Regions from separate parts of the Homo sapiens genome. Here region 2 is linked to region 1. A link is an interaction called in ENCODE POLR2A ChIA-PET data of the cell type or tissue named here. Cell type or tissue: OCI-LY7. All regions are shown on one strand.

Region 1 (4,000 bases):
AATAAACACACTTGCCCAGTCATTTTCCCTTCCGAAAACATTAATAGATGTTAAGTATATTTTTGTTTAGGGTATCTTTCTTAAAGTCTACTGGCAAGAAATTTGGCACTCTTTTTTTTTTTTTTTTTGGAGATGCTTGCTCATTAACCTGTAACTTAAAAATATATAATGTCCTTATTAATCATTTATTTTGATAACCATTACACCAACAGTTATGTCTAGAAAAAGAGGATAATTGTTTTTTGTCTTTGCTAAGTTGAACAAGCAGATGGTTTCCAGTACTTCTGTTGTAATTCCTTTGTTGTTAAAGTATACGTTTCTTGGGATTACATCATCATTTGAATGAATTTAATTAAGTAGGGGGTGGGATCCCTCAGGAAATATTTTTTCTGAGGTTGCACTTGCAACAGGAGTTTTTTCCATGTATGAAAACGATGCTGATTGAGGTTGTGTTCTCATAAGAGCAAATGTGTGTAACACGGTATTTTTCTTTTTATCAAGAGTAAAGACTGTAACAATTATGCCACTCCCAGAAGGATGCAGCTGTTTCAAAACCTTTTAAAAACAAGGGGAAAATATAGCTTATTCAAGCATCTGTGCCTGACAAATAAAATAAGACATTTGCTTACTTGACTATGAGGTCTCCTTTCACCAAAAGTTGTATCCTAAAAGTGCGAGAGCACTATGTCATATACCAGGGCTGAAAACCTCCCTCCACTGCAGGTTGACCCAGCTTTTCCGTGACACTGTGATAACACTGTCTGATATGACTACAGAACATCACTGAACATTCCAACCTACCTGGCATCTGGAAAGGGCTTCCTGGGTCTGAGCTGGTGGGAGAGTGAGGGTAGGTGCTGCTGCTGCTCCCAGGAGAGTTTGGGTAACTGCTATTGGGAGAGTGAGGAAACGGGTGGCTGTTGGGTTGCTGGAAAGAATCTGGAAAAGTGGCGTTGAGTGGCATGTGAGGCTCATTTTGTCCTAAGTTACGGAACTGAGCTAAGAGGCTGTGCTGAGGATTATATTCGCTGTGTCTTGGAACCAGCACAGGAGGAAGTACTAGAAAAAGGAAGGGAAAAAAGAGAAGGACAAACATGAGAATTATGATCTATAATTACATCACAATAAAGTAAAACATAATCTGTAAACAACAACAAATTATCTGATCCCTGTCCTGCTGCCAACTCAAAAGCATCATTCAAATGAAAAGCTATTTTACCCTCAAGAACAAATGCAGGAACAAATACAATCCCTTTAGAATCACTGATGACATATGCCTGAGATTTGCAGTATTCACAAATTGCCCAAGGAAAGTTGGCAAAATACAATCTTTTAGGTTAAAAATGTTAAGGTTCCCTCATTCTTAATTTTTTCATTCACTAAAAACCAAAGCATAATTGTTTATCACCATTGACAATTATATTTCACAGCCCTGGCTGATAAGACTTCACATTTAAGAGTTAATGCTTATTGAATGATATGAATTATTCACCACAAGTGTTTTAAGCTGACACACTAATTCACTTTAACACAAAAAAGCAGCATAGTAAATAAAGCTGAAGAGGTAAAATCAGTGAACTGTAGAAAATGCAAATGCCATGAAGATAGTTAATTATACAAAATATGAGGTGCTTTGTGGGACAGAATTTATCTTGTATCCTGTCCTAGGAGTCACACTTTATGAACATCTTTTTTCTAAGGATCTTACCCACTTTTCAAGAATCCTTACCACCACCTGTGAGGTCAAGGAAGAATTAGTTCATACAATTCACATTTTGCTAACTGAAAACTCAAGGTACAAAGGCGGCCCAATAGGTAGGCACCTGTTGAGAAGCAAAGAAAACAACTCCTGTCACTCCTAAATGTTCTACATTAGGAAGCTAAGGAGTTAATAATTGGCATGGTCATCAACCTCCAGAAACCTCCTGAGGCAAAGCCACTATAAATATAATTATCCTGGAGAGGCAGGGCTGGCTAACAGTCAGTTACAGAGCCCTAGCCAGATCCTAGGGTTAGATCCTAAGTTTCCCTGCCAGGGTCACCAGATGGATGCTCTAATAAAGGTCTTTGCAATCCCTCCAGCTCCTGTGGCCTCAGCTACAAACAGAAAAGCAGCCCGTTTCATAAACTGCATGAGAGGAGAGAGGAGAGATTTAAAACTTATGATTATTGTTGGTTGTTAGGAATCAGAATATATTTCCCCAAAGAAACAATATTTGGTGGCAACAGGAATTTAGCAGACTTTTGAGGGCTTTCCAGGGAATCTATGCATAATTTATATCATTTCTACAGTAAAAAGTGCTCTTAACACTTGGATTATCACTTTTTTATGAGCTGAAAATTGCTTTTTAGATAAAAACAGGTTTTTAAAAAAGTATTAAAATTTCTCATGTGCTATATTTTATACTCCTACATAATCCCATAGCATCAGATTTGTTATTTCCCTATTTGATCCTTCAGGAACAAATCTTTTGAGTATATAATAAATGTATTTTCTTTTTAGTACAGTGATGGAATCTTCCCAAACCAAACCATTAAAAGCATAAATTCTTCTTCTACCTTTCAATAGTCATCTGAACTATAAAATGCTTTTGTTTTGTTGAAGAAACATTCCTGATAAGGGATCCCCAATGCCAATAAAAATTTATATTCCAAAACAGTCCAATACCTTTCAATTACCTTTGCAATGACAAACATTCCCTTTTCTTTTAGCTGCTGTGACTTGAATTACCATTTCCCAACTTGCCTTTTACAGGCATCTAGCTATGGTCTCAATTATGATTTTTACCCTTAAAAGGGGGAAACATTGGCCCCTAAACCACTCCCCACAAATGCAGCACCAGACAGCAATCCTTCATGTCCTCTATCCTTCAGAGGACCCCTCCCTCTCACAACACACACGCACAGAGTCCATTAAGGTTGGTGCAAAAATAATTTCAGTTTTTGCATTTAATGGCAAAAACTGCAGCAACTTTGCACCAGCCTAACACTTAGTGGAGCATCTGTTTTAGCAGCTCTTGTTTCCTAACAGTTTTAGAACTGGGGACTTACTTGTTCCTACTACTTGCAGATGGGGGCAGTGAGGGAGGAAGAACTAGCCTTTGCAATAGCCACAGCAAAGGGCAATGTATTTCTGCTTCCCAAGTTGAAAATCTGCATATGTATTCCTCAAAATGTGAGACTCATCCAATGCTGTGTGTGTGTAGCATCTTGTTATATATATAAACTACAATTTATCTGATGATACAATTTTATCTTCTGCTGCTAAATACTTGGGTTGGGGGAAAAAAAACCAACTCAATGCTTGGGTTATTTCCAGTTTGAGGCAGTTATAAAAACTTCTATGAACTTTAAAAAATTTAACTTATTTTGAAATAATTTCAAACTTACAGAAAAACTGCAATACTACAAAGAACACTCAAATACCCTTTACCCAGATTCACCAATTTTTAACATCTTGCCACATTAACTTACTCATTCTCTCTCCTCCATTCCCCAGCCCTAGAACACAAATACACTTCTTCTGAATTATCTGAGAGCAGGTAACATACATGTCCCTTTACCCTATAGCATTTCAGAGTAACTCCCAAAAGGAACATTAACTTACATATACACATTTGTTATCAAACTTGGGAAATTTAACATTGATGATTTTATCTAATATAAAATCATATTCCAACTCTGTCAACTGTCTCAACCATGTCCTATGTAGCAATTTCCTGATACAGGACCTAAGGTAGAATCACATATTGTACTTCGTTGTCATATTTCTTTAGTGTCCTGTAATCTGGAATAGTTCTTCAGCGTCTTTTTTCCTTCTTGCTTTCATGCTACTGACATTTTTGAATACAGGCAGTTATTTTACAGACTGTTTATCAATTTGGGTCCCTCTAATGCTTCCCCGTGATTAAACTCTGAGATTTTTGGTTGGACTACTAGATAAGTGGTATCATTCCCTTCTCAGTTCACATGCACAGAAGCACACGATGTGTCTGCCTGT
Region 2 (4,000 bases), 51 kb after region 1:
GTGCACAGGAGCTCTGCCACATGCTTTCTTCTCACTCGGACCCCATTCTGTTTCTTTCTCAGACAACTCTCCCTCCTTACCACGGTCAACATTTGTCACTTGTGCTCCAGATGGCTAACTCCATCACCTCCAATTGCTCTCTGTCCACTGACTTCTTCCCCTCAACCTTCAAATATGAAGAGGTCTCATCTATCTTAAAATTCAAGTCACTTAAGGCAATATAAGACTCTCTCACTTCTTAATGTATTCAGCCTTCTCTGAAATTGCATTCACATGATTATCTGACTTCTTCTCCTTCACCCTGAACTGTACATTTTCCCCTCCAAACCTACTTCTAGAATCTCTCTTCCAGTGGCTTCCTGGTTTTCCCACTCCTCTGACCCCATGCCTTTCTTCCAGTTTCTTCTTTGGTCTATGTCAAACAGCCTCTCAGGCAGTCTACTTCAAATTAGCCTCTTCCTTCTATTAATTCCTAACCGTGGGCTCCAATGGAAGATTCAATCCACCAGTTCTTTCTCTCTTTGTGGTTGTCTCAGAATACCCAGCAGATGACTGCAGAGAGTCTAACGTAAAGCTTTCAAGTCCTCCCAAACCTTATCTCCAACCTGCCTGTAGCATACTTTGACTTAGATATCGCACCTTAAATTTAACACATCAAGTCTAATTTATCATTTGCACAATTTTTATTTCTTCTACAACCAGCTCTTCCCTATTCTTAAGTAACATCTTTATTAGTTTTCCAGCCACCAAGTTTAGAAACTTAAGGATATATCTCCGACATCTCTTTCTCATTACTTTATAGCCACATAATCACCAAGCCTTCATGGTTTTTTGTTTTATTTTATTTATTTATTTATTTTTAAATCCTTCTCTTTCCATGTCTACCTTTACCAGAGATTTATCATCTCACACATAACTCAATAGCTTTCTTACTGATCTCCTGGCACTGGGCTCTATCCCTCCAGTGCAAACTGCATGTTCAAACACTTTCAGTGACTTCCCAATGTTTCCTTATTCTGGCACTCTAAGGCCCTAAAATTCTCACTGGAAGTCAACCTTTCTGAGCATCTCCTCCACACCACCATACTAGGCTCCATGAGGAACACCCACTGAGGTCAGGCAGGGCTGCTCACTGCCTCTGGATCTGTGCTATTTGATATGATAACCACATGTGGCTACTGAAACATAAATTAATTTTTTAAAAAATGCTGTTCCATGTGTGGCTACAGCTACTGTATTAGCACAGATGTGGAACATTTCCATCACTGCAGAAATTCTATTGGACAGTGCTGCTCTACAGATACTCAACACTCATGCTTATCTCCCAGTTTTTCATGCCATTACTCTGTCTATAATGTCCCTCTTCCTTCTGCCTATGCAAACTCACATGTCCTTCCAGGCCACAGTGGTCCTGATGTGAGTTGTCTGTACAATTTACTCCTATACTACCTTGTAACGGCTCTTATAATGTTGCTGCATTTAATTTTTCATGTTTGTGTATACTCTAATTATTAAGCCTCAGAACTAATAAATATTCAGGGAATAAATGAAGCATATACTTATTACAATACTGCAGCAAAATGATCAAATAAGGGCCCATTTAATATCCCTCCTTCATTAAAAAGATACGTTTCTTTTCCATCTAAACAAACAAAAGATCTTGCATTTAGTTAACTGAATAATGGCTTAATTAATGCCTAATTATAACCGTTGAGAGAGTCTCCCCCCCACCTTTTTTCTTGAAGTGTTTGAAACTAAAAGAAAAAAAAGCTATAAAGGTCTGGAATACTTCTACTTTGCATAAGCACACCACAAAGAAACCACACACACACACACACACACACACACAAAAAGACAGGGAGAGGATAATACATGAATAGTTGGAGTAACTATACCCTAACAATCTCAGATTGTAGAGCAAAATATCCACAGTACAGCAGCCCTACAATTAAGGGGAAACTACAAATAAAGCATTAAAACTTATGTATAAAAATATATTCTGAATCAACAGAGAGACCCCTCTCTCCTCCTCTTCCCAAACAGGACCTAGTGAATATTCATTTACATCCTGAACTCAAAAGCATATACATGCATAATTAACAATTGTATGTTCTTTCTTCAGATCCAGGCTTATTGTCTCAAAAAAAATATTTGTTAAGAAACCAATCTATACTGCAAACCTAGGTTCTTATTAAAAAAAAAAAAGTTCCTTTTTCAAACACTAAGAACATAAAAGAGATTTGGGAAAATCACCAGGTAAGGACTTCCTCACACCTTAGAGAATTTAATGCTTTATTTTCAAGAGAGAGTCTTCTCTAAAGTTCAGATTTTAGCTTATAACAAAAATTATAAAGATGCTGAACTGTTCAAATACTGTAGTTCCCAGTACCTTACTAAAACTCTGATGTAGTCACTGGAGTGAAACTGCTTATGAAACTTTTGGCTTTTCTTTTCTGAAAGATAGTTTCCTTTATGCAAATGAATGTTCTAGAGAAGCCGCTCATTTCTGCAAGTCAGCCCGCAATAGCTACAGACATTACTGTTTTGCATATAGGACTAGCCCTGCACCTCTAAAACTGACACCATCTTAATAACGCAGAGCAAGATGAGTATTTTAATTTAGATTTTAAGCAATTACATTAATACTATTTGGCTCTGCCTTTTTCTTCTCTTTCCTTTTCTTTTTAAAGGTGGCTACAGCAGAGTGATGAAAATACTTCAGGTATTTTTGCTGCAAATCAGATGCCAGATCAACAGATTAGACTGAATATTTGTACTACCAGATAACAGCAGGAAAGGAAAATAAAGGGTCAAGAGGTTTCAGATTGGGGCAAAGAGGACATGCCCCTATTTGTTATCAAAGTATGTCCTAAAATCTTGGTACCAAAGAGTAAAACCACATATAGAAGTAGCAGAACATTTCATCAACCTCAAAGACATGCTATGACTTAAAACCGATTTTTTCCACTTTTTTATATTTAAATTATCCTTTTTCTCCTCAGACCTGTCCAATTCTCTCCCTAGGACTCCCTAGCTCCCTAAATACCCCAAACTTTAGCTTTTGGTTAGGAATGTGATTTGTTTTCGAGAGTCAAGAGGAGATTCGTATATTTTGCTAGATGTCAGAGTTGCCTGCTTTAATTTGAACTTTGTGCAATCTTGGATCTCCCATTTTCTAATAAGGTCTCATTGATTAAATTAGATATAGGGCTTTTCTTTTCCATCTCCAGAATGAAAAAGAATCAATTTTAATATGTAGAAAATAAGCATTTCTCTCTGGTTGTCAGATTTGATTCCTACTTAGCTCAAACAATGTTAGGTATAAAAAGTTGCTAACAGGCCAAAAAATTCTTTCCTCCCTTCCCTAAATTACACTGGATATGCTTACACCAAAGCCTCAGAAATATCGTGAGCGTGGTAGGGAGAAAAAAAACCTGAAAACAAAAGGGCACTTAATGCCAAGAGGAGTCCAGATCTTGGCTTTCCCTTTTCCAATCACTAGACAGGTAACTTTGGATGTCAGTTACCTTCTCTGGACTTCAGACTGTTCACCTTGATATGAACCAACCAGATTAGAAAATCTTTAAAGCAACTTTTAATACTAAGTATCTCTATTCTCTGTAAAGGAAATTACAAATCTTAATGTTTATGAAAGCACTTGGCAGTCCCATGGACATATTTCACCCGAAAGACCATGAGATTTGGATAGTTAAGTGTACACATTAACTCACCATGACATATAAGCATTTTGGGATAGGAAGGTGGGAATAAGAAGATACAAGATCCATAGTTTCATCGATTCTTAAACAGCCCTGACCTTGTAAAACATTTACAAAAATAGATGTTGAATGTTTTTTTAAAAATCCCCAATGAATTTGCAATTACTATTCTTACAGTGTTTAACAGCTCAGGGAAGATAGACTAATTTTGGTAAGACAGACAAACTGAATTACTACAACTTTCCTCCTAACTTAATATCAGTTTGTGATTATGTAAGAAA

What was found. Peaks named below come from ENCODE experiments on the same cell type or tissue, not always from the same donor. Only the 100,000 strongest peaks of a DNase experiment are listed, where the experiment ranks them.
Region 2: POLR2A ChIA-PET joins it to region 1 with 6 read pairs; 7 of 35 experiments call an interaction of 5 or more read pairs at or near these places.

Annotation. Positions count from the first base shown.
Region 1 is chr4:145,536,863-145,540,862 of GRCh38, reverse strand. SMAD1 (SMAD family member 1) reads right to left here. Exons shown (of 7, transcript NM_005900.3): 3 at 802-1,059. Among named protein-coding and RNA genes, the nearest start is that of SMAD1-AS1, 22 kb to the right of the region's middle. In OCI-LY7, no CTCF peak of the experiment used is centred here; a DNase peak (open chromatin) is centred at 1,676.
Region 2 is chr4:145,486,326-145,490,325 of GRCh38, reverse strand. The region is part of intron 1 of SMAD1 (SMAD family member 1); the gene reads right to left. Among named protein-coding and RNA genes, the nearest start is that of SMAD1, 6.5 kb to the right of the region's middle. In OCI-LY7, no CTCF peak of the experiment used is centred here; a DNase peak (open chromatin) is centred at 2,495; H3K4me3 peaks cover 2,948 bases; H3K27ac peaks cover 2,080 bases.